Linked DNA regions of Homo sapiens: region 2 is linked to region 1. A link is a loop called in an ENCODE intact Hi-C map of the cell type or tissue named here. Cell type or tissue: CD14-positive monocyte. All regions are shown on one strand. Each heading gives the region's core, and the rest is flanking DNA. Links, peaks and the distances in the headings are about the cores only. Region 1 overlaps DAPK1 (death associated protein kinase 1). Region 2 has its middle 67 kb from the start of CTSL.

Region 1 (15,393 bases), core at 4,926-12,925:
GCAGGAACTACATTGTGTGGCCCGACTTTGATTGGCCCCGGGCCTCCTCCAGACCTGCCTTCCGTATCTAATTTGCAGATCTTCAGAACTCCCCAGTGGCCCTTCTGACTCTGTTTTCTGGCCCAGGGTCCCACACTACGTTTAGCTGACTGTCTTAGCTCCCTGTTCTCCTCCACTATGGGACAGTTTCGTCTTTCCTGAGCCTGAGGCGATGAGCAGTGTTTAGGACCAAACTGCAAATGGTATTCCAGCAAATGCTGTATCAGGAACTAGATCAATATTGGCTCTGCCCTCCAGGAATTTTCAACCTAGGTTCAATTCTGAATAGACTCTTAGACAGGGGGCATCTTTCAGGTTTAAGCCAGACTGTGGGCAGGAAATTACTGTGTGGTCACCGGTGGGGTCAGAGCCTCCAAGTGAGGGAGTCCAGGGCGATGGCCACTCTCCAAGAAAGGAAGCAGAACTCTTCCATAAAGGGAAAGTTCCTTCTGTTTTTTGTCACTTTTTTTTCCTTTCTTTTTATTTTTTTAAGAAATAAACACAACCAAAAAGCTAAAGTCCCCTTGGGCCATCATCTCTGGTCTCACTCCTCTCTCCCCTTCTCGGAGGCCAACTATTATCATGGCAGCATATCCTTTCAGGCCTTTTCTATGTGTGTGTGTTAAACATTCACATAATGGTATAATAATAGAATGTTCTGACTCTTTTTTGAAAATGTTCTCAAGCCTTTAGAGAAGTTGCAAGGATAGTACCATGAACTCTCATATAGGCTACATTTATTTATTTTTTTAATTAATTAATTAATTTTTTTTTTTTTTTTTTTGAGATAGAGTCTCACTCTGTTGCCAAGGCTGGAGTGCAGTGGCACAATCTCGGCTCACTGCAGCCTCCGCCTCCTGGGTTCAAGTGATTCTGCCTCAGCCTACAGACACAAGCCATCACACCCAACTAAATTTTGTATTTTTAGAAGAGACAGGGTTTTACCATGTTGGCCAGGCTGGTCTCAAACTCCTGACCTCAAGTGATCCACCCGCCTCGGCCTCCCAAAGTGCTGGGATTACAGGCATGAGTCACGGTGCCCAGCCTACTACATTTAAGCTGATCAGTTGTTGACATTTTGCTACATTTGCTCGATTCCTTTCCTTTCTATTTATTTACTTATTTATTTTGCAGACATGATGACATTTCTTCCCTAAATAATTTAGCCTATATCTCCTAAGGAGAAGGATATTTTCCCACATAACCCAATATAATTGATGATTCCAGAAACATAACATTAATATAGTACTATGATTGAATATATCATCCTCATACAAGGGTTTGCCACTGGTCCCAATAATTTCTTTTAAAGCTATTTTTATTTATGTACTTATTTTGGGATTCAGAATCCAGTCTAAAATCACTCATTGCATTTGGTTGCCATCTCCCATTTTTTTTTCTTCTTTCATTTCGCTGGCCTTTTTGAAGACTTCAGGGGAGTTGTTTTTCAGAATCTCTATTCTGACATTTTCAAGCTGCTTTTCTCCACTCGGTGTTTGGTTTTTGAGACGCATCCACGTGGAATGGCCTTGGGTCACTCCTTAGAGCATCTGCTCAGCCTCTGTTGCCGGCATCAGGCCCTTTAGTGCTCTAAGTGGCTGGTGCACCTGGCCAGGGCTCTGTCCCTAAGCGTGACTTTCTGTTGTCCCCCCGCAGATCAACATCATGCAAAGTGAAACAGTTCAGGACGTGCTGCTCCTGGACCCCCGCTGGCTCTGCACAAACGTCCTGGGGAAGTTGCTGTCCGTGGAGACCCCACGGGCGCTGCACCACTACCGGGGCCGCTACACCGTGGAGGACATCCAGCGCCTGGTGCCCGACAGCGACGTGGAGGAGCTGCTGCAGATCCTCGATGCCATGGACATCTGCGCCCGGGACCTGAGCAGCGGGACCATGGTGGACGTCCCAGCCCTGATCAAGACAGACAACCTGCACCGCTCCTGGGCTGATGAGGAGGACGAGGTGATGGTGTATGGTGGCGTGCGCATCGTGCCCGTGGAACACCTCACCCCCTTCCCATGTGGCATCTTTCACAAGGTCCAGGTGAACCTGTGCCGGTGGATCCACCAGCAAAGCACAGAGGGCGACGCGGACATCCGCCTGTGGGTGAATGGCTGCAAGCTGGCCAACCGTGGGGCCGAGCTGCTGGTGCTGCTGGTCAACCACGGCCAGGGCATTGAGGTCCAGGTCCGCGGCCTGGAGACGGAGAAGATCAAGTGCTGCCTGCTGCTGGACTCGGTGTGCAGCACCATTGAGAACGTCATGGCCACCACGCTGCCAGGGCTCCTGACCGTGAAGCATTACCTGAGCCCCCAGCAGCTGCGGGAGCACCATGAGCCCGTCATGATCTACCAGCCACGGGACTTCTTCCGGGCACAGACTCTGAAGGAAACCTCACTGACCAACACCATGGGGGGGTACAAGGAAAGCTTCAGCAGCATCATGTGCTTCGGGTGTCACGACGTCTACTCACAGGCCAGCCTCGGCATGGACATCCATGCATCAGACCTGAACCTCCTCACTCGGAGGAAACTGAGTCGCCTGCTGGACCCGCCCGACCCCCTGGGGAAGGACTGGTGCCTTCTCGCCATGAACTTAGGCCTCCCTGACCTCGTGGCAAAGTACAACACCAGTAACGGGGCTCCCAAGGATTTCCTCCCCAGCCCCCTCCACGCCCTGCTGCGGGAATGGACCACCTACCCTGAGAGCACAGTGGGCACCCTCATGTCCAAACTGAGGGAGCTGGGTCGCCGGGATGCCGCAGACTTTTTGCTGAAGGCATCCTCTGTGTTCAAAATCAACCTGGATGGCAATGGCCAGGAGGCCTATGCCTCGAGCTGCAACAGCGGCACCTCTTACAATTCCATTAGCTCTGTTGTATCCCGGTGAGGGCAGCCTCTGGCTTGGGCAGGGTCTGTTTGGACTGCAGAAGCAAGGGGGTGATGTAGCCCATCCTTCCCTTTGGAGATGCTGAGGGTGTTTCTTCCTGCACCCACAGCCAGGGGGATGCCACTCCTCCCTCCGGCTTGACCTGTTTCTCTGCCGCTACCTCCCTCCCCGTCTCATTCCGTTGTCTGTGGATGGTCATTGCAGTTTAAGAGCAGAACAGATCTTTTACTTTGGCCGCTTGAAAAGCTAGTGTACCTCCTCTCAGTGTTTTGGACTCCATCTCTCATCCTCCAGTACCTTGCTTCTTACTGATAATTTTGCTGGAATTCCTAACTTTTCAATGACATTTTTTTTAACTACTATATTGATTGTCCTTTAAAAAAGAAAAGTGCATATTTATCCAAAATGTGTATTTCTTATACGCTTTTCTTTGTTATACCATTTCCTCAGCTTATCTCTTTTATATTTGTAGGAGAAACTCCCATGTATGGAATCCCACTGTATGATTTATAAACAGACAATATGTGAGTGCCTTTTGCAGAAGAGGGTGTGTTTGAAATCATCGGAGTCAGCCAGGAGCTGTCACCAAGGAAACGCTACCTCTCTGTCCCTTGCTGTATGCTGATCATCGCCAGAGGTGCTTCACCCTGAGTTTTGTTTTGTATTGTTTTCTGACAGTTTTTCTGTTTTGTTTGGCAAGGAAAGGGGAGAAGGGAATCCTCCTCCAGGGTGATTTTATGATCAGTGTTGTTGCTCTAGGAAGACATTTTTCCGTTTGCTTTTGTTCCAATGTCAATGTGAACGTCCACATGAAACCTACACACTGTCATGCTTCATCATTCCCTCTCATCTCAGGTAGAAGGTTGACACAGTTGTAGGGTTACAGAGACCTATGTAAGAATTCAGAAGACCCCTGACTCATCATTTGTGGCAGTCCCTTATAATTGGTGCATAGCAGATGGTTTCCACATTTAGATCCTGGTTTCATAACTTCCTGTACTTGAAGTCTAAAAGCAGAAAATAAAGGAAGCAAGTTTTCTTCCATGATTTTAAATTGTGATCGAGTTTTAAATTGATAGGAGGGAACATGTCCTAATTCTTCTGTCCTGAGAAGCATGTAATGTTAATGTTATATCATATGTATATATATATATGCACTATGTATATACATATATATTAATACTGGTATTTTTACTTAATCTATAAAATGTCGTTAAAAAGTTGTTTGTTTTTTTCTTTTTTTATAAATAAACTGTTGCTCGTTGCATTAGTTTTTTTGATCTTTAATTCAAAAGGATTTCTTTTTACTTGTTGTGGTTTTACTGTTGTCACCCCACATAGCAGGACAACCCAGTCCAAAACCTAGAAAATCATTACACCTCAACTCTCAGGGTTATTGAGATGCCGATTATTACTCAAATTAGGAATGGTGTGGGAAAGTGAAAAGAGTTCAGATAATTTTCACATTTCTTCCCATTGTAAATAAAACAGGCCCCTTAGATTTTTCTCGGGTGAACCAAAAAACCAAACTGACTCTTTTAGTTTTGGCAACAGGGAACAGAGGAAGCTTTGCGACTTCTACACAAAAATGATGGGGATGGCACCAGGAGGAAGAGAAAACCTACAGCAAAAAGACCTTCGTGCCTTTCTTACATTTATAGTTCATTTATGTTTCAAGCAAGTTGTCCACAATAAACATGATTAACTTTCATAATGAGAAAAGAAGTCCTGATGAATAAAATTAAAACTAGACATAGGTGTGTCTACAAAGGATGAGACTGAAAGGGAAACTGTGGTCGCCTTAAGGAGCGGAAACTCCTTTTCTTGTCTCAGCTCCTTCCTGAGTGTTGGCTTCACTCTCTCCTGCTTCAAAAGACTGCTTCCTATAGCGGCAGGTAAGCTAAAAACCAGAGAGAAGGGGTTTGTCTCTTGCAGCATCTATATGTAAAATCCCAGAGTGGGACTCTGATTCGATTAGCTTGTGTCACATAGCTATCCCTGTGCAAATTTGGAAAAGACAGAGTTACTAGGATTGGCCTCATCACCCAATGAGCTGTTGGGGGAGAAGCAGTTCTCCCCAAGACTAGGGTTCTGTTAGTAGAAGAAAGGTGAGGGAGGATGCTGGGGAGACACATTTGAGTTACTGCAAAAGTCTTAATACTTTTTTTGAGAGAGAGGGCTTGGCTTCTGTGACCCAGGCTGTGGTGCGGTGGCATGATCATAGCTCACTGTTGCTTCAAAGTCCAGAGCTCCAGCAGTCCTTCCAACTCAACCTCCTGAGTAGCTAGGCCTGCAAGGGCACACCACCGTGCCTGGCTAATTTTTTTTTTTTTTTTTTAAGGAGATGATCTCACTATGTTGCCCAGGCTGGTCTCAAACTTCTGGCCTCAAGTCATCCTCCCACCTCTGCCTCCTGAAGTGAGAGGATTACAGGCATGAGCCACAATACCCAGCCAGTGCTTTTGTTTTATGCAAGTCCTAGGACAGGCACCTGTTCATATGATTGTGGGGTCCCCGGGCTCCTGAAATGTTGGGACCACAGTCAGGAATCATTGCAACCCAAAGGTCAAGAGCTTAAGGATCACTCAACTCACTGCCCCATCTTGGGAAATGCCCTGGGGCACTCTTCAGGGGGCAGTTTGGAGTCTGTACCAGGAGCTTCTGTACCAGGAGCTCTGGTCAGGCTGAAACTGGCCACTGCCCACTGTATGCAGCTGGCTCTCTCCCCTGCAGGTGGGAGGAAACAAGACCATAGCTTACCTCCTGTGTCCATAGTGAGAATCAAAAGGTGCAAATTCTAGGAGTCAGAAAGAAAAGCCAATCATGGGACCCTGTCTCTTAGAGTTGCTGTGAAATGCACTCAGTTGCCATGTTCCTCGTCACCTCTTTACTATAGTGTAACAGCCTCTGGGTACCACGTCCAAACTTGGGCCACCTTGGGGTGCCTGAGGTCTCCAGTGTGGACAAAAGTATCCCAGGGACCCAAAGCCAGTACGGTGTGGGCTTGAAGGCATTTGTGGGAGTTGCAATGGGTTCCAAAATCTCAACCCCTACACCTTCTAAAAGGAATCAGAACTTGGTGGAAATTTTGCTGGTCTATTTTGTAGAAAAGCTGTTAGGGTGACAACTACAGGATTCACAAAAATCATAAAACTATATTTGGCCCTGTCGCTGTTCAGAGTCCACACTGGTCTTACTAAGCCCTGATAGAGTGACCACAGAAAAGTCACTCCAAAGTGAGGGGCCCAGCGTGGCTGTTCTTGCATAAACAATGGCTAGATAATAGCCGGGCTGTAAAACCAAGAGGGAAGTGCGCAGATCTGAGCTTAGAAGTGGAAGCTTTCATTAAGAGTAAAAAGATGGGCCAGGTGCAGTGGTTCATGCCTGTAATCCCAGCACTTTGGGAGGCGGAGGTGGGCAGATCACCTGAGGTCAGGAGTTCAAGACCAGCCTGGGCAAAATGGTGAAACCCTGTCTGTGCTAAAAATACAAAAAAATTAGCCAGGCATGGTGGTGTGTGCCTGAAATTCCAGCTACTTAGGAGGCTGAGGCAGGAGAATCACTTGAACCCAGGAGGCAGAGGTTGCAGTGAGCTGAGATCGCACCACTGCACTCCAGCCTGGGCAACAAGCGCAAAAATTACGTCTAAAAAAAAAAAGAATAAAAAGATGGAGGCGGGCGTGGCGGGTCACACCTGTAATCCTAGCACTTTGGGAAGCCAAGATAGGCAGATCACTTGAGGTCAGGAGTTCGAGACCAGCCTGGCCAACATGGTGAAACCTTGTCTCTACTAAAAATACAAAAAAATTAGCTGGGCGTGGTGAGGGGGCGCCTGTAATCCCAGCTACTCAGGAGACTGAGGCAGGAGAATTGCTTGAACCCGGGAGGCAGAGGTTGCAGTGAAATGAGATTGCTCCATTGCACTCCAGCCTGGGCGACTGAGCGAGACTCCATCTCAAAATAAACGAATGAATGAATTAAAAGATGATTTCAGTTTTGCAAGATGAAGAAAGTTTCTGGAGGGCATGGTGATGATGGCACAACAATATGAATGTATTGAATGCCACTGATCTGTGCAGTTCAAGTTGGGTAAAGTAGTAAATTTTGTGTTTCTCTATATTACCACAGTTTTCTTTAAAAAAAAAAAAAAAACTAAAAAGATAAAGCTGAAACCTAAAAATGTCCAGGTAACAATAAAGCTGGCAGAGTAATGTACAAGACTACCTACTGTATTTAGAGCAGCTCAGCCAAGCGGAGCCCCCCAGAAAAGGGGAACAGGAAAAGGGATTGATTGCTTTTTAAAGAATTTAATATTTGTTATTTCAAAAAAAAAAAAACTTTAAAGTGGTCCTCAGAGGGGGAAGAAGTGAGAGTTCTGTTTGGCTTCTTTCCTCTTTTGATTGGCAGAGGGTTTTGTTTTTAGTTTGAATTCGTATTTGAGACCCAGCGCCACAGTCTTTGCAGGACTATGCATTCCTGAGAACTTAAACTGAACTGTTTATGAGGAATAGTGTGAGGGTGAGGGCCCAGCCCTGGCTCACTGAGTCCTCAGGGCTCAGCTCCACAGCTGCCTGAGGAATTTGCTCTCAAGGGCAATCTTCAGCGATCTGGAGCATAGCTGGGCTTTGGGTGGCAACCTGAGGGTGAGGTCAGACTGTAGCATCACAACCAAAAGTCACATGCTGATGACAGGCTCCAAATCCTCCCAGCCCAGGGCCTGGTGGCTTCCAGATGTTGACTCAGGACAGGAACCGCTTGTCTGCCCTAAATGAATGCCATGGCCAGAGAGGGTGGACCAGGGGCACCTCTGACAGGGAGAGTTAAGGAGCAGTGAGCTCCCTTCCACCTCCGCTGAGCAGAAAGGAACCCTGGAAATACCTTCAGGACAGACAGCTGCTGATCTCTTCCTGGAAGCGCTGGGCCTCAGAAGCTTGCTGGTTCCTGCCTATTTGCTCCCACGGCAAATTCTTGATTCTTTATCAGAAAGGAGGGAAGAAGTGTGTGGGTGTGAGGGGGAAGAAGCCACAGGAATGCCCACAGCAGAGGTCCTCGGGGACGCTGGGCTATCCCTGGTGGCAACACTCTTGGGGCTGGTGCTGGGTGAGGACGGCCTCCCAAGCACCCTATGCTGTGACTCCAGCCCCCAGGATTCTCCTCAGGGTAGAGAGAAGGAGCTCAGGTGAGCTCTGGATGAATGATACCATCTTTTCCATTGAAATCACAGAATTTTACAACTAAAGAGAACTTCCAGATGGTTTGAGTCAACCGCACTCTGGCAGCTGGAAGCAGAGATGAAAAGATTCAGGCAAAATTACACAGTTCAATTATTAACAATTCAGACTAAGCATCAGGCCATCTGACCCCAACTGAGGGCCCCTCATCCTATTCTACTAAGTATATTACACTGCAGTCTGTATGTGTGTGTGCATGTGTGTGTCATGAGAGTACACGGATATGCAGGTGTATGCATCTGTATTTTGTGCATAAATGTGTGCATTTGTGTACATGTATATTAATGTATGTGCGTGTGTCATGTGCATATGTGTAGCAGAGTTAGTGTGCATATGCACATGTGTATATGTGTATTGCGCATGTGTATACACATGTATATATGGGGGTAAGTCTGTGTCTTTGGTATGTGCATATATGTGTGTGTGTGATGTGTGTGCATGTGTGTGTGCTTTGTGTGTGTGGTGTGTGTGCATGTGGTGTGTGTGGGGGTGTGTGTGGTGTGTGTTTATGTGATGTGTGTGTGGTGTGTGTGTGAGGTGTGTAGGGTGTGTGCGTGTGTGGTGTGCATGTGGTATGGTTGTGTGTGGTGTGTGCGTGTGTGGTGTGTGTGTGGGGTGTGCGCATATGTGTGGCATATGTATGTGTATATGTGTGGTGTGTGTTGTGTTTGGTGTGTGTGGTGTGTGCATGTGTGTATCTGGTGTGTGTGGTGTGTGTGATGTGTGTATGTGCGGTGTGTGTGTTTTTGGTGTGTGGTGTTTGTGGTGTGTATGTGTTTGGTGTGTGGTGTGTGTGTTTGGTGTGTGGTGTGTGTGTGGTGTGTGTGTGGGGGGGGTGTGGTGTGTGTGTGGTGTGTCGTGTGTGTGTGTGTCATGAGAGATTCTTAGGCCATAATGGCTTTTTTTTCTGACCAAGAGACTTGATTCTTGCTGATTCAGCCATGAGTGTGCATTTCCCACAATCAGGGTGACTAACCAGGACATCCGGAGAAGTTTCTTCCTCTCTGCCTCACCCATCCCACTCGCTCCATCCTCAAAGCGGACACTCAGATGCTGGGGCTTCTGCCCCAGTGTGTGACCCCACGGGAGGTTTGCAGAGTCCTCAGGTTGCGTCACAGCCAGCGTTGATGAGCATCATCCTGTCTTCCAAGAAGGCAGGCCAGTCACCCAAGAATGAGCCAGAGCTGCTTCTGTAAATCACGAGATTCTGTGACCCAGATTAACATGGAAGGAGAAACCAGCAGCTGCTGCCGCCGTAGGCACAAGTCAGCAACTTCAGTCCTTCTGAGGCTGGCCCTTCCTGGCCATGGGCTGCCCTTTCCCTTTGGGGTAATTTGAGGCAATGAAAGTTTTTATTCCCTTTGGTTGTATTTTCTAGACATGTTTTAATGTAGCTGAAATCATATGAAGTGTTCAATTTTATACCCTGCTTTTTTTAAACGGAAGATTATGACACAGCTTTTTTACAATGTTATTAGAAGCTTTTCAGAAACATTCCTTTTAACGGCTGCAAAATGCTATAATAATATTGTCATATCCCAATTCCCTACTGTGAAACACTCAGGCGTTATTCCCTGTTGAAAACAAAGCTGGGCTAAACATCTTTATGCACATTTTTTTCTGTATTTCGGACTGGACATGATATATGTGGCTTTTTGGGCTGTCGGCACATAACAATTAAAATCCAAAAAGAGAAAACATTAATTGCTGAGCAAAACTTTGCATTTATGTTGCACTCTATCTGGTTTTCTTTTCTTCCAGAAAAACATTATTTTATTAATCAATGGCTAACACACTTTATAATAATTTTTACCAAATTTTTTGCTACATATAACAGCTTTTATAATCTTACTCTTTTAGCAAGAACGGAAAAAATTCATTCTTTCCACCATCACAAGAGATTAATTACTCAATAATTACATTTATTACCAGTTTAGAAAACTTTGAGCTTCAAAACCCATTACAGGCAATGTCATAAATTTTAAAGATTACTGTCAAATCTGGTGAACACTCTATCAAGTTTAGTTTCATTTGATTATACATAAGCTGTAAGATTTTCTGACATTGCAAGTTTAATTGTCTAGTGACTTATTTTAAATGCTTTTTAATGCCAACACTCATTATCCAATTGTCATTCATGTCCTTCTCTGCCTGGCTTTATGGGCTGAATTTCTGTGCAGGTGCCTTTTGCTGAGAAGGCACCCTTCCCAGTGCTCTGGGCCATTCTCTGTGTGGTTCCATTGCTATCCCGCTCCAGGTACCAAAGGATTTGGCCTCCAAACTCTGCTGCCCACCTTGGTGGTTGGACACATACTCCTGGAGGACCTGGAGTCAAAACAAGCCACATACATCCTGCTGACATGGAGAACAGCCAGCTACTGAGCAAACATGCAACACTGGTGATATTGTGCAATGTTCCCAGCTGTGAATTTATCTCATTGTTTTCACCCAGTGACATTTTTATCTTATCCCTCCATAAGCCAGGCAAAAGTACACTAAACGCTTGAATAGATTCTCTCTTGTCATTTTGGAATTACTATTTTCATTTTTTATTTGAAAATGAGAAATAAAAAGGAATCTTATAACTTCTCTCTGCCCCTTAAAGCTATTTTCAATAAAGAGTAGCTTTTTTTTTTTTTTTTTTGTGAAATGGAGTCTTGCTCTGTCACTCTGTCGCCAGGCTGGTGTGCAGTGGTGCGATCTCGGCTTACTGCAACCTCTGCCTCCCAGGTTCAAGTGATTCTCCTGCCTCAGGCTCCTGAGTAGCAGGGACTACAGGCACGCACCACCACACCTGGCTAATTTTTGTATTTTTAGTAGAGACGGGGTTTTACCATGTTGGCCAGGATGGTCTCGATCTCTTGACCTCATGATCCGCCCACTTTGGCCTCCCAAAGTGCTGGGATTACAGGCATGAGCCACCGTGCCTGGCCGCCTTTTTTTTTTTTTTTTTTTTTTTTTAACTGACTCTTAAACCTTGAGACGCCTTGCTATTGCCAGTGGTTCCCACACTTTGGGAATGTTATGAAATAGCAAACTTTTATAAAGAACATGGAGGACTGACACTCTGACACTTTGTTTTGCAAAGAACACAGAAACTACAATAACTATCCAATGCTGTCACCAATCATAGTGCCCCAAAAGAAAGAGAAGGAAAGAAAGAAATTAATAAATAGAGAAAAAAATTCCAAATGAAAAAAATTAAAGCAGCAAGGAAGGGCGGGGCACGGTGGCTCACGCCTGTAATCCCATTACTTTGGGAGGTCGAGGCGGGTAGATCACTTGAGGCCAGGAGTTCAAGACCAGCCTGGCCAACATGGCGAAACCTTGTCTCTACTAAAAATACAAATATTAGCCAGGCATGGTGGCACGCTCCTGTAATCCCAGCTACCGGGGAGGCTGAGGCACGAGAATCACTTGAACCCGGGAGGCAGAGGCTGGAGTGAGCCGAGATTGTGCCACTGCACTCCAGCCTGGGCAACAGAGCAAGACAGAGCAAAAAAAAAAAAAAAAAAAAAAAAAAAAAGCAGCAAGGAAGGCAAGGAAGGAAGGAAACAAAAGAGAGAGAGAAAGTGGGAAGGTTACAGTCCTAGAATAATTAACATTCCTTTCAATGGAATAACTTAATCTTAGGGGAAAAAAATTACCCAGTGCTCTTCATTTTTCTCCATTTCCCTGGAATTGTGAAAAGTTCACCATGGGCAACATGACTCTAAAGGTTTATTGCTGTGTTTTGTTTGCTCAGGAGCCTTTGCTCTTTGCTATGCATAGAAGTTCAGGAAAAGCCCTCAGGCCCCGTCTCATGACATATTTCATGACAATGTTTATTCCATCCCCTGAACACTGAAACTTACCCAAGGTCCCTGCGGGAGGGCCACACTTTAGGAAGCACAGTATTTCTGGTTGCTCTTAACATAGGGGCATAGGATCCAACAGTCAGGAGGAAATGGGATGTCTCGAAGTTCAGCCAGAGCATCACCCGCCATGAAATATGAGGGTCAGTCGGTCTCCGCTCAAATGGTCCCAGAGATGGAGGATTGGAAAAGCAGATTTTAATTCCTACGTGAGCTGACACTTACCACCTGTATTTCTCATCCCTTGTTCTGTCTTCCAGGCTATAAAGACGCCTTGAATCCTCCTCCACGATACCCGCCCCACTATTTGTTGGCACAGCTATGATGCTGCTTATGGATTGTTTTCACTCCTAAAGACAGTGGCGCAAGGCAAGGTGACCTGGAGCGAGGCCATCCTGAGTGCCCACCCAGCTTCCCAGGAGCCTGTTGGAATTTGGAAGGACATTTGCCTCTGTTTATAAAGACTGGCTTTTTGCTGAAAGCCAGGGTCTCAAAAATTTTGTTTTATTAATAGAAGCTAAACCCCAAACATTTGGCTCTTTTTCATTCCATTTCCCCTTTCACAATCTTAACTATTCCCAAGACAATGGATACCTCTGCCTGTATCAAGGGCAGATTGTCAATAAGAAAGTCAACAGGAAATAAACATTATTATTTCAAAAATACTATCCTTATCCATTTTAAATTAAGGGGCTAGGAGAAAAGGATATGAGGATTTACTGTTGAATGGGTTAGGAGTTTCAGTTTGGGATGAAGAGAAAGTTCTGGAGATGGATGGCGGTGATGGTGGCACAACAATGCGATGAACTTCATGCCGCTCTCAAAAATAGTGAAAATGGTCAAGTTTATGTTACGTCTATTTTACTATAATAAAAAAAAAATTTTGGTTTTCAGTGGGCAGGTGAATAAGGAGACCCTCTTGCCACCTCTTGGCAAGAGCAAGAAAGGAGATTGGAATATCAGCAGTGTGAGCTCTTCCAAGGGCAGTGGTGACAGCCTGGGAGACTGGTCAGCGTAGCAAGGGCAGGTGCAGGTCCCTGGTCCTAGAATGTGAGTGTGGCAAGCCAGCCTTAACTTCTGCCTGCCTAGGAGGCATCCTAGGAGGTGAGCCTTAGTGAGCAGGGGTGAGCTCTGTTTGTCCTGTATGCAGCAGCAGATTATCTGTCTGCTCATGCAGACTATGTAGATTGCTCAGAGTTGCTAGAGGGAGGGCCTGTGGGGCCTGAACTTCAGCCTGCACTCAGCTCATCAAGCCATGGGCTCTCTCAGGGCCATGTCTGTCCAACCCTTGCAAAGCCTCTGGATGGGTGATCCTGGGCACTAAACCTTGACCATTCTAAAATACTATTTGGCACAGCCTGGATGAGGTCTGTACATAGAGTGTGTAGATCCCTCAAGTTCCCTGAACACTCCGCCATGCAAGTGATGCAGAGAAGTCAGCTAGGAGGAAGACAAGGTGTGGGGAAGAACAGCACCAGCCAGGAAGCATCATCCCAAATCTGAGTTCATGAGGCTGATGAAGAGAATGTCCACACCATTAAAGAGATTCTAGCATTCCTTTTCTATGTTTGTCAACCTTTGTCCTTGTTAGTGCCTGAATAAAACTGAACATGAGAATGTGGCCATGGGAATTATAGTATAGGCCTAAGGAGAGGTTGTAAACTTCAGGCTTCATCAACACTTGACCATTTCCTCCCATTTTCTGGGAACTAATTAGCCCCTTTCTGTTTCACCCATGCAGTACCCCGGCTATTGGGCTTCATTACTCCAGTATGCTTTCCAGAACTATCATATTCCTTTAATCTTCTTGAAATAAATTTGGCTTGGATCGCACTCCCCTAAATCTAGTCTCTTTCATTGTCCAGGGAGCCACCCCTCCTCCCATGGTTGTGCAAGTGTCTCGGGGTCTTCTGAGCAGTCTGCGTTTGCTGCCTTTGGTCATCCCAACCTGTCTGACCTGCCTTCTCACCCTCCATGCAAGCCTGAGTGTGGGAATATTCCAGAGCCCACATGCTCTAAGCTCAGCCATCCCAGGTATGAGTGCAAGGAGGCTACAGCCCTCAGCCTCTTGCAGAAAACCCCTGTTGCTCCCCAAGTTTGGGAGGTGACTCTTCTCTCCTCTTTCTCCAACTCCACCAAGCTATGGACAATTAATTCCTTGATGACACTGACCTCTAGGTTCATAAGAGAGGTTTTCAGACTGGCTCCAGGAATTGAGAAAATCTTTTCCTCTCTCTTCAGCCTTGGCTTTTGGATCATTGTGAACTCAGAAATCTATCGGGAAAGTCTAATTCTGAACACTGATTCTTTTTTCTCTTTACATTCCTATTGTTAAAATTCTGATTATCTGTGAGAAAACAATATCCCTGTCTGTATAGGGGTGATGTCCTTGAAAAGGGAACACAAAAAAGGAAAAAAAATCATATTTGCACAATAAAGTATCACCCCCCTTGTGTTATATACACCACAGGTCTGCAGGCATGAGACTGAGGTCAGACTGTGAGTATTCTCCCCTCCATCCCACCCTCCACCTGCTCTGTGACCTGCGTCAGAACCCCAGGGACAAGATAAGATTTCTCCAAAACTCAATGGAGAGTCACAGAAAACAGGAAGTGCTTTTGAGGAAGTTTTGAATGGAAGCAGGAGGTGAGAGTTGGGAACTGTATGCTGGGAAATGACCTCTCGGCTGGGACTCTTGGGAGGGTGTGATGTCTTGGTTGCTGCTCCTGTGAACTGTGGAGAAGGTCAGGTTTAGCGTAAACTGTCCCCTGTGGTCCTCCTGCAATTCTCCTAATGACTGTCAGCCCTCAGTACCAGGGTCCCATACACCCCTGCAGCACTGCATCCCCATTTGTTGGAGTTCCACCTCCTGAGACCAAATCCTGGCTTCCTCACTGACTAGCCCTGTGCCCTTGGGCAAGCTCCGTAACCTCTCTAACCTCACTGTACTCATCTGTAAAATGGGGATGAGGGTTATTCTGATAATCAAATGCCATAATACACAACAAGGCGAATGTGGTGCTTGGCACGTAAGTCAGCAGTGTGTTCCCAGTTGACCACTGGTTTCAGGAGGCCAACAAGGACAGTGGGATTTTAGGTGAGTCTTTGGGTATTTTCCCCCCATTTGTCTTGCTTATCTGTATTATCTATGTTTTTCATAATGATCACTTGTTTTATTTGTTTTTCACCTAAAAAATTATTGAAAAATAACAGATGAAACTGCTGGAAGGATAAAAGGCTAAGGTCCTCTGAGAATCCTTGAAAACGGCCACCAGCAAGTTATTCATTAGAAATTTCAAAGGGAAATTTCCAAACCAAGCCACCTCAATGACAGGCTTAGTGCTCTAGGAACAAGGTGGAGGGGATGTGGGCCATTATTG
Region 2 (15,393 bases), core at 3,486-11,485, 79 kb after region 1:
AGGCCAGGTTTATGTTTGACTTTACACAGACATCTCGGTGCATTAAGGAGCAGTATTGCCGCCAGCATGTCTCCCCTCCAGCCATAAGGCGGTTTTCTCCTATCTTAGTAAATAGAATGTACGATCGGGTTTTACACCGAGACATTCTATCCCCAGGGACGGGCAGGACACAGATGCCTTCCTCTTATCTCAACTGCAAAGAGGCCTTCCTCTTTCACTAATCCTCCTCAGCACAGACCCTTTACAGGTGTCGGGCTGGGGGATGGTCAGGTCTTTCCCTTCCCACGAGGCCATATCTCAGGCTATCACATGGGGAGAAACCTTGGACAACACCTGGCTTTCCTGGGCAGAGGTCCCTGTGGTCTTCTGCAGTGTATTGTGTCCCTGGGTACTCAAAATTAGAGAATGGCAATGACTTTTCCCAAGCATACTGCCTTCAAACACATTTTTAACAAAGCACATCCTGCAGAGCCCTAAATCCATTAAACCTTAAGTCAACACAGCACATGTCTCTGCAATCACAAGGTTGGGGCTAGGGTTACAGATTAAACAGCATCTCAAGGCAGAAGAATTTCTCTTAGCACAGAACAAAATGGAGTTTCTTATATCTACTTCTTTCTACATAGACACAGTAACAGTCTGATCTCTCTTTCTTTTCCCAACAGGGTTTCCAGTGGAAAAGACATCTTGTTTCCTAAACAACAATTGGCCACACACTGGAGACACATAACCTGCCTATGAACTGGAGAATCCTATTGAAATCTTAGAGGAAGTTTGAGATTTTCCTCAGATAGGTGTTTACTATTCAAGTTGGCACGAATAGGTTTTGTTAAAACCCATTTTCTTTCTATTCTGCCTCTATCTGGTACAAGATAGAACTAAAGAGGATATAAAGCAGCAAGGTACAATTTGAAATCAAATGGCAACAATGGAAGATAATGGTCTTGGTTCAACCCAATGCCCACCTGAAATCACTTTTATTAAGGACGACCAACTGGAACAAAATTGTATATTAGTCTTCTCATGATAATTTCAAGTGTGTTTTGATTTGAGAATTTCTTTATGAAAGTCTTCAAAAATCCCACCTCTTAATCCATGGAATTTTCCCTGGAGTCTGAAAATTCCCCAAATCTTTGGAGACTTGATGGTTATTCACTGGTCAAGGGCTCTATAAAAGTGTTCTGGGGAGGTTGACTCAGTGGTCAACAGAGGCCCTTCCAAATCTTCAGTCTGATTCTGGGATCCCCAAGGAGACCTGGAGCCTTTCTCAACATCTTTTGATTGGAAAGAGCATGTGCTTCATCCTCTGTTGCAACAGAAATAGCCATTGTGAAACTCTTTGGTGAGGTGCAATGAGTTTATTCAACCACGTGTGGGCTGGATAGGCTCAGATTTACAGGTATGTTTGAGCTCTGTTTCATACTCAAATGTACACATCCAACAGATGACTGGATCAATTGTACTCTTCATCTTCCTAGTATTCTGGGAAGCATCAAGTGCAGTGTCATCTTATCGAGGAGGCTCTGCAGATGCTAAGTGGTGGGGATGAGGATCACGATGAAGACAAATGGCCCCATGACATGAGGAATCATCTGGCTGGAGAGGCCCAGGTGTAGCAGTTATGGGATGTTACTTCACCAAACAGGTGATGTTTCACACCTCAGAGCAACACAGAACGTTTTGACTGTCAGTGCCTAGTCACTATTTACAATCAGAGCCAAAAAGGCTTCTCTGAAGAGGAAGAAACTTTTGGAAAACATTGCCCCTGTAGGCAGACACTTCATGTAAGAGACACAGCTGCTTGCCTTGGTTGAGGCTGCTACCAAAACTGCTACCACAACTCCCACCCAGTTGGTAATCAAAGCAACAGAGAGATGGAGCCAGAGCCTGAATCAGATCATAAAACAACCAAACTCATTCACAAGAGTCTTAGCTCTTCAATGGTATTGTTCCCACCTCCTGCGGAAAGGTCTGGACATTTTAACATAAATTGGCTGTGGAGTTAACAAGAATGCAGGTTAGCTTTTCCTTGATTAATAAGACATTGCTGACATTTGACTACTTTTGACCTTCGAAATAGCCATTTCAAGTCATTCAATGTAATACTAGGTTTAAGTTTCATTTTACTCCAAATGTATCTATATGCACATAGATAAATACTAAAATAAAGATAAGCAAATTCCTAATATTTGCTTCCTGGAAAACTCATCATTACTCTTTTATTACCTTCCATTTTCAGTCTAGGTGAGGAGAAAATAAGCACTTTATGAGCTTTCTAAAAATTAAGATTCATTTTGAAAGTTTAAAATTAACATAACAAGAAACAAGAAAAAAATTAGTTAAAAATTAGAATTTTGTACATAAGGGATTTTTTTTCTATAGAAGCCAAAATCTGACATTTACATATATTTCTCTGGACAACCAGACTCTACTGTTTCAGATCGGCGTGTAGCTGGTGGCCAACTCTGCTCCATGGATAGGTGTACCGTTGTGACCACTTTTTGGAATGTGATTTTTTTTTTTCGGTAAGGAGTGTACCTTTCAGTTAGCAAGGGTACACTCACTGCCTCTCCAGACTCCCGTCAGCATTCATGGGCACTTTCTTGCAGGCCCCTCCGCCCCAGCATTTCCATTTTCCACCTCTGTCCTAGATGACACTGATGTCTCATGGCTCCTCCTGTGATGTGATGAAATCTTCTGAGTCAAGGACTGAGGAGGGGAAGCCACGCCCCCTCCATGGAGTCCAGCTATGGCCCCTCTTTGTTCTCAGATGTGAGCATCAAGAGAGGCACACCAGGAGCAGAAGCTGAGCCCTCTTAGGGCCCATGAGATGCAAGGCAAATCAAGATCTCTTTCTATCTCAAATCATTGACTTTTTCAAAAGTGTAGAAGTTGCTGATATTTAGAGTTTGTGAGAGTGTGCAGGAATGAGTCCTCTTGTTTACTGTTATAAAGGGATGTGATATTCTTGTCTTTGGACTTGGAATTGTTCATTATTTTTAAGGGAAACATTCCCAGCCCCAGCAAATCCATTTTCATCTCATAAAAATAGTCATAGAAGTATAAATATTAAATGTCACATATTCACAGATTTTTAAATAAATCCAGGTGTTTATCAATAGGGAAAATTTAATTATGATTCCATCGGTATAAACATGGAAATGTATCCTTCATATGCCACTGAGAGCAAAAAGCAAATTCCAGAACAATGTACATAGTATGATCCCATTAAAAGTCAAAATAGAATAAAATAACTATGTCTATGTATTTTAATAGGTGAACATAGGTTTATATACAGAGAAAGCCTAGAGGCATATGTATTAAAATAGTAACCATTATCTTTGCAATGGGAAGGAATGGGAACAGTGTTGGAAACACTGATTTTTACTTTATGTTTTATTTTGTGAATCAGTTTTTTTATTTTGGCAAAAATTTTTTATAATAGAAAATAAAGTCACATAATTTAAATCCCTATCTCCAAAATACAAGAAGGTGGACAGTAAAAACTTTTTATGCACTTCAGTCCCCAGCCCACCCGTACAACATGTATTGTTAGTTTCTTTTTATTATTTGTGTGTGTGTGTGTGAGATGGAGTCTTGCTCTTGCTGCCCAGGTTGGAGTGCAATGGAGTGATCTCGGCTCACTGCAACCTCCGCCTTCAGGGCTCAAGTGATTCTCCTGCCTCGGCCTCTTGAGTAGCTGGGATTATAGGTGCCTGCCACCACGCCTGGCTAATTTTTTGTATTTTTAGTACAGACAGGGTTTCACCATGTTGGCCAGGTTGGTCTCAAACTTCTGACCTCAGATGCTCCGCCCGCCTTGGCCTCCCAAATTGCTGGGATCTATTGTTAGCTTCCTGGTGTCCTTCTAGAATTTATTTATGCACCTGAGAACAAACACATATATGCCTTCGTATTCTCTCTTTTTCTTTTCCACAAAAAGTAAAACATTATTTGCTGGTTGACATTTTATTTTTTCCTTCATATTTGTTACTTTTTTATTGTTTGGAAAATTTTTTTTTACAATGCTCTATATTTCTTTAAAATTAAAATAAATGAGAAGTGTTGGACCTTAGGTGGGAAAGAGTTGCAACTGTATAGGGAGAGGCTACTCCACTTTCACAAAGATGATGGGGCCACATCAAGCAGTTGGGAAGCTAAGCAATGTTTCAAAAGTTGAAACAAAAATAGTTATTCAAGCTGAGAACGGCATATCAGTGGATAATGAATTTGCCCTCTGTGTATTGATTTTGCTTTACTTAGAAACATCATTCCCCACCTCTAGGCAGCGGGTCTTGCCTCCTCTTCCTGAAACACCTCTGTCAAAGCCCTCCTGTGCTCCCTCTTCACATCTGCCCTTAATCATTGCAGGCACCCAGAGCACAGGGACAGGGCCGGGGAGGATGTGGCAGAGGCAGCACTGGGAGAGACCAGCCATTCCATGGTTTCCAGCTTTGGGGTCTTGGGCAGGTTGCACACCTCCCCTTAGCCTGTTTCATTACTCAGGAAATGGGCATAACAATTCTACTTTCCTCACAGGATCGTTGTGAAGATTAAATGAGATATGTAAACATTTGCATGTAGTAGGGCTAACCTATTTTTTTTGAGACGGAGTCTCGCTCTGTCCCCCAGGCTGGAGTGCAGTGGTGCGATCTCTGCTCACTGCAACCTCCGCCTCGCAGGTTCAAGTGATTCTCCTGCCTCAGCCTCCCAAGTAGCTGGGACTACAGGCACCCACCACCACACCCAGCTAATTTTTGTATTTTTAGTAGAGATGGGTTTCACCATGTTGCCCAGGATGGTCTCGATCTCCTGACCTCGTGATCCACCTGCCTTGGCCTCCCAAAGTGCTGGGATTACAGTCGTGAGCCACCGTGCCCAGCCAGTAGGGCTAATCTTATACCCCTTTATTATGGGGTCAAAGATAGAATCTTTCCAGAGGTGTTGGTTATTTAAGAAAATATTTATTCAAGGATTTGATGCACAGGTAATCTCACTTATTTCTTTCTTCCCATGAGCCAGGTTACCAAATTGGTGAAATTAATTATAATGTTATTGTGGTGGGTAAGCATATATGTTAAAAGCGAAGATACAGTTCCTTATATTATTGAATTATGCTCCCAAACTTATCAAATTAGGTATACATGTCTTGAGACTGTTTCAATAGGACCTAAAATATAACCCATTGTATTTTGTGTTTGACCTATAATAATAGGGATATAGGGAATGCAAATTACTACACATATAATGGAAAAATAGTGTGGAGATTCCTCAAAAAATAGAACTACTGAATAATGCAGAGGTCCCAGAACGGGTTCTATCTTCAAAGGAATGAAAACCAGTACATGGAAGAGCTATCTTCACTCCCAGGTTCACTGCAGCCCTCTTCACAATAGCCAGGATACAGAGTCAACTTTAGTGTTCATGAACAGATGAACGGATGAAGAAAAGGTGACGTATATACACCATGGAATACTATTAAGACTTAAAAAAGAAGAAAATCCTGTCATTTGCGTGAAATGGATGGACCTGGAGGAGATTGTGTTAAGTGAAACATGTCAGGCACAGAGAGACAAATAGTGCATGATCGACCTTATATGTGAAATCTAAAAAAGCTGAACTCATAGAAGTAGAGAGTAGGATGGTGTTTGCATGGGACTTGTGAGTGGGTCGTTAAGAAGGTATTGGTCAAAAGATGTGAAATTTAAGATAGACAGGAGGAATTTAAAAAACAGATAAGAGAGGCCACACAGTCATCATTCAGTAAAGAATGTTGAGGTCATTTTGTAAAAAGGTCACACCTCATTGGAGGTATTGATAGGACTCTCTCTGGCAGAAGCAGTCCTCCACAGGAACAATAACATGGTATTTGTAAGGTTTGACCTTCTCACGCCAGTGGTGCTTTGGGAGCTGCAGCACCTGCTCAGGATCCTGGGTGGTGGCTGGAAATGATATCCTAAAGAAATGATTTCCTCAAAGGGAAATGAGCTCCTGTTTTCCAGAGTGAAAGTTCCTCCCTGGACACTGGGATCTGCAGCAGCTTTGAGTGACTAAATGTCTTTCTAGAAGCCTTTGACTCACTGGGTACCGTGGAGTAGGGAGTGCCTGCAGGATGTAGGGCCTCTCCAACATCATCCCAGAATCAGCCTGTGTTTCCTGGGCTTATTCCCAAGTAGGTGAGGGAGGCCAGGTGGGGATGGGTGCAGGTTCTCAGGGCTTCCTTCCAGTGTGAGAATCAGGGCACAACTTCTTGACCTCTCTAAGCTCCAGTTTTCTTATTCTGTGAAGAGGAATGAGAAGAAACTGGTTGGCTTATAAAACCTGCTGATGCTACACTCACAGGGTCTCAGCAAATAGACAAAGATGTAAAGATGTGTGGTGCCTGATGCTCCCTTGAGGTGGATGAAGAGCAGGGAACCACACGGTGCTGATGTCTGCCTATAACTGAGCCATGCTTCCCTCATGGATGCAAATCTCTGCAGGGCTGGGAGGACAAACAACATTCTCTTATGAGTGTTATTTTTAAGGCCCAAAGAGAAGGCTGATTCAGCCTCAAGAGTAAGGTTGGCTACCCTCCTCCATCTGACAGGATACAAGTTGAGGGCAGTTGAAATGATTCTGAATAACAGTGGGGTGAGTCTCCTTCACTATTTGCTTCCCTCCTCTGAAAAATTTCTTCCTAACATGCTCAGTACTCACTTCCTGACGACTGGTACCTACATTTGCCTTGGTCCTAGCTTTTCAGATTGCAGAATCCAGATATGTTCTTTGGAACAGTTCATATCTTCTACAGGTCTGAGGCTTCACTGAGTCCTAGACAATTTCCTTAAAGGAAATTGTGAGAAAAACTATTGAGATGGCTCTTCCTTCCCAAACATAAAGACAGAGAGAGAGAGAGAGAGAGAAAGTTGCTGCTTTGCTCAACAGCATCTGCTTGGTGAAGAGCCTCAAGATCTGACTCGGGCCTCCCAGCTCTTAGGAACCCATTCTCCACTGGCAGGGGTGGCGTGTTTACCCTGTTTTTCATGGAGGAATTGGACCACAAACATTTGGGGATGTTAGGTTGAGAGCTGGAAAACCCCAAGCCTCTGGCTCAAAAACCCAGAGCTTGCTAGGAGCACTTGCAGGATACGCCCGTGTCCTGTCACCTGCCTAAAGAAGCCTTTCGGGCCGGGCACAGTGGCTCACGCCTGTAATCTCAGCACTTTGGAAGGCTGAGGTAGGTGGATCACCTGAGGTCAGGAGTTCGAGACCAGCTTGGCCAACCTGGTGAAACCCCATCTCTACTAAAAATACAAAAATTAGCTGGTACGGTGGTGGGCACCTGTAATACCAGCTGCTCGGGAGGCTGAGGCAGGAGAATTGCTTGAACCCAGGAGGCAGAGGTTGCAGTGAGCCAAGATCACACCATTGCACTCCAGGCTGGGCAACAGAGTGAGACTCTGTCTCAAAAAAAAAAAAAAAGAAAAGAAAAGAAAAGAAAAAAGACCTTTGGGTGCTTGTCAGCTTCTTGGAAGTGAAGCCAGACCATTTCCTTGCTCAAGCCAAAGAGCTCATTGACTCAAGGAGCATCATAGCAACTGGGCTGCATCTAAAAGGGAAGAATCAAGGGCGTGATCCACAACCAAGGCCTGAGGAAGCAGGGCCCATAGTTGACCTGCACAGTATGAGTCATGACCCATGTGCTGGGGCTCTAGCCATGGGCGGTGCCTCTTGCCATTTCCAGCTTCCTCCTGCAGAGGGTGGGTGTTAACGGTCTTCATTGCTCATAACCTTCTCAAAGGCACGAGTTTCGGTTTCTGCCTTCCCTGAATCAAGTCTTCTACATTGCAGTTGCTGTAACAAAAACTATTAGCAACAACACAGCACTACAGAAGCAAGCTCCTTGCTAACAGTGATTGCTGATGACATTGTCTTCTAGAGACCACTCTAGTGGCTCGGCAGCCTTGGTATAGAGCTGATGATAAAAACTTTTCCTGCTTTTGCCAGTCATGAGGAGCATTTCTTTGTCTAGATAAGGGAACTGAAACCCACTGGCCAGCCAGAATATACTCAAAGCAGTCATTGGGATACGAATCCCACCATCATCTCCCATGTTATCCCTTTTGTTACCTTTAAATATGGTCCCATTTACTCAGGACCAATATTCCCTTATGTGGAGAGCAGGACTAGTGCCCTTGAGTTACTTACGGTGACTCATCTTTGAGTGGGGAATGTGTTAGTATTTTCAGCAAATGTTAAGTGTGATGAAACATTTGCTGAACTGTCTCCCCGTTTCGAAATAAGCTAACAGCACTCAGGGGCTCTATTTACAGCAATTGGGTGGAGTCAGGAGTGGGAACGCATCTTGCACTGTCACCTTGATTGACAATAGCTCTGACCTGTGGAGGATGGTCAAGTCCTGTCTCCTATAACGTGGGGCAGTGATGGGTCAGGGTCATGGCTCCTGCATTTGGGTGAGGCCTTCTCATCACTTTTAGACAAGCAAGTTCAGGGTGACCGCAGGCCTCCCCACTTCCATCAGTATCCTCCCAACTCCCCCTGACCTCTCTCACGAAGCTCCCCACCAATTCAGAGATCCAGTCCTGAGGGGCTAAAAGAAACATTCATTAACCTGTCTAGAGAGTCATGAATAATTCATGAATTACATTGAATTCATCCCTAGTATAACTATCTTCAGAAATTCAGACTTGGTAACCCGGTAGCCCCCTTCCTCAATGTCTTTCCAAGGCCCCAGGTGATCTCTCTGTTCCATACATAATGCTTTACACAGCAAAGTGCTTCTGGGGGTGGGAGCCCGCTGACCTTCCCTGGAATCCTGACTGCAGGTTCTGTTTAGAACATGGGGTCTCATTTTGAGAAGCTCTTGGTATTTATCATTCACAAGAAGTTCACAGGCTCCAGAAAACACAGGACAGCATTCAGGGAAAGAGAAGTGGTAGAGACGGAGACACCTGGTCAGTGTGGCCAGAGCATCCTGGGGGAAATGCACTGAAGGACAGCAGGGCAAATGCACGTGGGTGGCTGGGGAGAGGAGCAGTGCAGATGGCAAAGACACTGTCCAGACAACCTCCCAACTCAAGAGAAGGGACTGAATCTAAGAGGAGAAGAGGAGGGATGAGACAAGATGCTGAGGGTGCCACAAAGTCAGAAATCATTTGAAGTCAATGAAAGTCAGACACCTATAGATGTGACTGTGGTTTGCTGATAGAAGAAACAATGCTGGCCATATGTATTAAATACATGGATATTACGGGAAAGAAAACATCTTTTGAGGCTAGACTTAATTTTCCTTCTATCTGAACAAGGGTTTGCTTATGATTTATACTTTACTTACATTTTTCAGCTTTGTAATAAGTTGAGCTGGTTGATATAGTGTGCAAGATATTTACAAAAACAACAGAAAAAGAATAAAGTCCTTAAAAAGTCTCAACATGAATTGTTTCTGCAGGGCAACTAGGAATTTCCACTCCTGTACCAGAGAGCCACAGATTTGTCTGGACTCCTTAGGGGCCACAAGGACACTGGCTCTGATAATTCAATGGACTACGAAACAAAACAGTGGCTTGCAGTGCCACCATTATGCTTCCAGTCCTTAGGTTTTCAGGGGAGATAGTATTCATTTATTCTACAAATATTTATTTAGGATGTATGTGATGTCAGGCAAGTTATAAGCACCATGGTTGACAGGCAGAGACAGACAATAATCAAATGAACAAATAAAGAGTAATTAAGACTGCTGATTTTGGAATTAAATAGTTCTGAGAATAAATTATGGTTCAGATTCTTCACAGGCATGTAACTTTGAGCAAGTCTCTAAAACTTATGGAGCCAACATTTCCTCACTTGTAAAAGGGGAATTAAACTGCCTACCTCTGTGGGTATTTTGAAGATTAAAGAGATAAGTGTGGTTACCAAAAAAAAACTCCAGAATAGAGCTACTATTATTCTTCTTAAAGGTGTTTTGGAATCTAATAGTGCCCCTATCTCATGGAAACACCACTGTTGGGTCTTGCCTTAAGACATACCACTGAAGATTTTAGGCAGAATTGTCAGAAAACACAGGAAAGTAACAGGGCGTGTGATAAGCTCTTGAGACCTGGGAGGTCTTAGAACAGAGACGGACAGATAGGGACACGAGGCTGTAAACATGACCTGAAGCCATGTCAACAGGCTGCCTCTGCTGAGCTCTCTTCTGTGGTTCGATGTAGGGTTAAGAAGTTCCTGTGCCCTTGGGATTTCCTAGCCAAACCAGCTCCCATCCTCATTGCTTTCTCCCCTGTTGTTTCTGCTTTTTGTGCCCCCAGATATGTATGATGCACTGAAAGAGATCAAAGGATTTTAAAAATCAACTGATTTTTAAAATTCTGACTTAAGACAAGGATTTTAACAACAGACATGCAAATAAAAAAATCAATATTCAGCCATAGGTCAAATAGTCTATTCTTCCCAAATAGACTTCTGTGTCCACAATGGTCCTGAAAGTCAAGCTCTGAAGACGGTAAAACATTCTCCAAACGCAGGAGCCAATTTGAAAACCTCCCCTATAAGCTGAGAGGTCAATGTTATCAAGAAATTAATTGTTCCTGGCCTAGTGCGGTTGGAGGAAGAGAGGAGAATAGTTGTCCCCAAGACTGCGAGAGGGGCAGGAGTTTCTGCAGGAGGCCGAGGGCTGTAGCCTGCTTGCACTCATGCCTTGGTGGCTGGGCTTAGAGCACATAGGATCTGGATTATTTCCACAGCCAGGCTTGGCATGGAGGGTGGGGAGGCAGGTCAGACATCTTGAAGTGACCAAAGGCAGCAAAAGACAGACTGCTCAGAAGACCCCAGGACGCCTCACAACCATGGGGAGGAGGAGTGGCTCCCTGAAGAATAAAAAAGACTAGATTTTTTTGGGTGGCATTTAATCCAAATTTGTTTTAAAAAGATAAAGGAATGTGGTAGTTCTGGGAAGTTGTGGTGGAGTAACTGAGCTCAAGGGCAGCATGGGTGAAACAGAAAGGAGCTAATTAGTTCCTTTCTAATGAAATACCAGGAAATGAAAGGAAATGACAGATGATTGATGAGGCCTGGAGAATTTAAGTTTACAATTTCTCCTTAGGCTTGTGCTGTAATTCCCATGGCCATACTTTAATGTCCAGTTCTATTCAGGCACTAGCAAGGATAAAGGTTAACAAACATAGAAAAGAAAGTGTCAGAGTCTCTTTGATGGGTTAGGGCATTTTCACTCATCGGTCACGTGCACTCAGCCATGGGGTAATGCTTCCTGGCTGGTGACCTTCTTTCCCACACCCCATCCTCCTCCCCCATGAGTTCTCTACATTGCTGTTACAGAGGTAGCTGTTCTTGGCTGATGCCTTACAATTTGCATGGTGGAGTGTTCAATGAACTCAGAGGGATCTGCATAATCTAGGTACAAATCCCATCAAGGCTGAGACAGACAGCATTCCTAGAATAATCAAGACTTAGTGCCCAGGATCACCCATCCAGAGGCTTTGCATAGGGTGGACAGACACAGCCCTGAGGGCCCACAGCTTGAAGAGTTGAGTGCCGGCTAAAATTTGGGCCCTGCAGGATCTCCCTCCAGGCACCACTCTGCAGCCTACAAAGTTTGCAAGGACTGACAGATAATTGGCTGCAGCATGCAAGACCCAGAGCTCACCCCTGCTTTCTCAGAGCTCACCTTCTAGAACACTCTGGGAAGGCAGAAGTCAAGGCTGGCTTGCCACATTCACACGCTAGAACCAGGTACCTGGATGCACCCTTGTTATGCTCACCAGTCTCCCAGGCTATCACCACTGTTCTTGGGAAAGCTCACACTATTGGTGGGCCCAACTTGTTCTTGTACTCTGTTTGTTGTTGTTGTTGTTGTTGTTGCTGTTGTTTTGAGACGGAGTTTCGCTCTTGTTGCCCAGGCTGGAGTGCAATGGCATGGTCTTGGGTCACTGCAACCTCCACCTCCTGGGTTCGAGTGATTCTCCCGCCTCAGCCTCTCGAGTAGCTGGGATTACAGGCACACGCCACCACGCCCAGGTAATTTTGAAATTTTAGTAGAGATGGGGTTTCTCCATGTTGGTCAGGTTGGTCTTGAACTCCCAACTTCAGGTGATCTGCCCTCCCTGGCCTCCCAAAGTGCTGGGATTACAGGCATAAGCCACCGCACCAGCCTCTTGTACTCTCTCCAAGGGGTGGCAAGTTTTTCTTACTCACCTGCCTATTGGGAACCAACTTAATATTTTTATTGTGGTAAAATAGACATAACATAAAGTTGACCATTTTAACCATTTTTGAGAGTACAATTCAGTGGCATGAAGCTCATTCCCATTGCTGTGCCACCATCACCACCTTCCATCTCCAGAACTTTCTCTTCAACCAAAACTGAAACTCTTAACCCATTCAGCACTAACTCCCCACTCTCCTCTCCCTAGCCCCTTAATTGTAACAGGAATGAAGATAATAATAATGTTCATTTCTTGTTGACTTTCTTATTGGTAACCTGTCCTTGATTCAGCCAGAAGTAGCCTTCATCTTGGGAACTGTTAGGATTATTAAAGGATAAATGGAAAGTAAAAGAGTCAAACGTTCAGAGTTTAAATTCCAAAACACAAGTTTTGAGCCCCTGGCTTTCAACAAAAAACAAGGCTCTATACAGACAGGTGAAATGTCCTTCCAAATTCCAACAGGCTCCTGGGAAGCTGGGTGGACACTCAGGATGGCCTGGCTCCAGGTCACCTTGCCTTGCGCCACTGTCTTTAGGAGTGAAAACAATCTGTGAGCAGCATCATAGCTGGGCTAACAAATAGTGGAGCGAGTATCGTGGAGGAGGATTCAAGGCTTCTTTATAACCTGGAAGACAGAACAAGGGACGAGAAATACAGGTAGCAAGTGTCAGCTCACGTAGGAATTAAAATCTGCTTTTCCAATTCTCCATCCCTGGGACTGTTTGAGCAGACTGCCTGGCCCCTGTGTTTCATGGTGGGTGATGCTCTGGATGAACTGAGAAACCTCCCATTTCCTCTTGACTCTTAGATCCTGTGCCCTTATTTTAAGAGCAACCAGAATGACTGTGTTTCCTAAAGTGTGGCCCTCCCGCAGGGGCCTTGGGTAAGTTTCAGTGTTCAAGGGATGGAATAAACATGGTCATGAAATATGTCATGAGATGGGGCCTGAGGGCTTTCCCTGCACTTCTATGCATAGCAAAGAGCAAAGGCTCTTGAGCAAACAAAACACAGCAATAAACCTTTAGAGTCATGTGGCCCATGGTGAACTTATCACTAGTCCAGGGAAATGGAGGAAACAGAGGAACACTGGGTGGTTATTTTTCCTAACATTAAATTATTCCATTGAAGGAAATTACCACTGTTCTACCACTATAACTTTCCTAGTTTTGTTAGTTCCCTTCCCCTCCCCTCCCCTCCCCTCCCCTCCCCTCCTTTCCCCTTCCCTTCCCTCTTTCTCTCCTTTCAGGGTACTATAATTGGTGACAGCATTGGATAGTTGTTGCTTTCAACTGTTCTGTTAGTTTTATGGAAGGGTAACTTAAAATGTCACTGGGAAAAGACAGATAAATCCACAAGTAGGAACATTCTACAAGATAACTGGTTTTGCATTTTTGCTCTATGGCTGGGTTTTTAAACCGCACCCCAGTGTTGAATGTCACACAACTGGAGCAAAGCCTCCTATTTTGGGTCATTTCTTCCAGGAATCACTTGCTGGGGGGTTGAATGTGTTCCTTGAATTATGATTACCCTCTGTGTCTGCGCACACATTCTCTGCCTTAGGTCCCCCAAACATTGTCTCCATGAGAACACCTTACTGCCTTTTCTCAATGGTTTTTGCACCCAGGAGGCCTGTTTGGAGCTGGTAACTCCACACCGCATGGAAAGCAGCCATCCTGAAGGCTGCCAGTAATAGCAGGTTAGTACCAGGTGCCCAGGGGGAGCGAAGAGGGACCCAGTCACCCAGGGCAGCGGGCACTGCACTCCAAAACTATCAGGCACTGGAAACAAAAGCAACACACAAGACAAAATGACAGCTTCTAAGGTGAGCCGAGAACTGCAGTTCAGAGCGTCACTTGAGGCTGTACGTGATTGTCACATGTCTGGAAATATTATCAGTAGTTGGCCCATTTCCACACTGCCTCCCAAGGCTCATACCACCTCCAAGAACTGGAATTTGGGACAGATGTGAGTTCCTGGTGCTCCTCACAGCCTCCTGCCTGGACTACTAGGGGCTCACCTCGCCTGCACTGTGGAGCTGCTGAGCAATGCACCTGGGGTACCCCTGGATGACCAGAGGGTTCAGCTGGTCCTGCACTTCGCACACAAACTGCTGCAGTGACATCAGCTGGTTGGGTCCATTGAGGTTCCACCAGGAAGGCAGCATGGAGATGATTTTCTCACACAGGTGAGTCATGGGAGGGCAGACCTAGAAGAAGCAGGGCAGGACAGGTTAACTCACCTGCAGCTGTGGGTGCCCTGAGCGGAGCTGCGGTGGAGAGGACATCTTTCATTCAGGTGCCTTGCAGGTGATTTGGTGAACAAATAAGCACGTTTATGCTTGAGTACTGGGACAGTTATTATTTTAGTTACCATCAAGTGGAATCAATTTATCAAATATAAGGTTTTATAGAGGCTCTTCAGTTCTACTGGAAATCTATTAAACAGATTTTGAGTCTTCCAAGAATGTTTTTGGAATTGTGGACTCAGTCACTCAATCAACTAATGTTCACCAACTCCTAATGTTTCACTCCCTCACTTCTTCCTCCCTCCCTCCTTTCTTCCCTCGCTGTCTCTCCCTCCTGTGACTGTTTCACTCATGTAATGACCACTTTATGAACAAAAAGAGGAAAAGAGCATGAGTATCATCATCAATGTCAGAGTGGGTTTTGACCAGTAAATTAGCATTCATGGGGACTGTTGTTGAAATATTGTTTCAAATTAGACCAATTCTTGGTAATTAGCTTGAAATGATTTTCTAACCTTTTAAGTTGGTTAAATAAATCAGCCTATGTTACAGATTCATATAATTGACGCACCTCCTGATTAGAAACCACACATGCCATGCCCTGCACTGCGCCGTTAATTCCACACTCCCCTCTCAAATCCTTTTATATCAACTAAATTCCACTCCCTATTCCCAAAACAGGATTCTCAGGGGTGAGTGCAGTTGACGTGGTGGGCTCCACCTGCCTGAGCTCAGGAGTTTAGGGGTTGGGTGGGGGGTATCTGAGAAGCAGCAGATCATGCCACAGCCCAGCTCAAAAATCTCCAGGGACACTCCCTCCTGCCTCAGGAATGCAGCCCCAATCCAGACCTGGTGGGGAAGTGCAGGGGCCCTCACAGACAGACCACTGTTAGTTCCTAGATCACCGCCCCTGGTTTCTGTGACAGA

Evidence for each region. A loop is a pair of places that touch in the nucleus more often than their neighbours do. Peaks named below come from ENCODE experiments on the same cell type or tissue, not always from the same donor. Only the 100,000 strongest peaks of a DNase experiment are listed, where the experiment ranks them.
Region 2: it touches region 1 in a loop (3-fold over the local background); 9 of 110 quality-filtered maps call a loop at or near these places.

What each region holds. Positions count from the first base shown.
Region 1 is chr9:87,704,437-87,719,829 of GRCh38, forward strand. It overlaps DAPK1 (death associated protein kinase 1), which reads left to right. Exons shown (of 26, transcript NM_004938.4): 26 at 1,696-4,198. The coding sequence ends at 2,928. Among named protein-coding and RNA genes, the nearest start is that of CTSL, 14 kb to the right of the region's middle. RefSeq lists an enhancer at 8,951-10,150. In CD14-positive monocyte, for the core only: no CTCF peak of the experiment used is centred there; DNase peaks (open chromatin) are centred at 7,625, 9,215 and 10,545; H3K4me3 peaks cover 470 bases; H3K27ac peaks cover 1,979 bases.
Region 2 is chr9:87,785,269-87,800,661 of GRCh38, forward strand. It overlaps the pseudogene CTSL3P and the pseudogene LOC100420576. Among named protein-coding and RNA genes, the nearest start is that of CTSL, 67 kb to the left of the region's middle. RefSeq lists enhancers at 7,021-8,220, 8,146-8,440, 14,963-15,393 and a cis regulatory region at 7,469-7,978. In CD14-positive monocyte, for the core only: a CTCF peak has its summit at 7,746; DNase peaks (open chromatin) are centred at 7,683, 8,253 and 11,263; H3K4me3 peaks cover 2,401 bases; H3K27ac peaks cover 5,217 bases.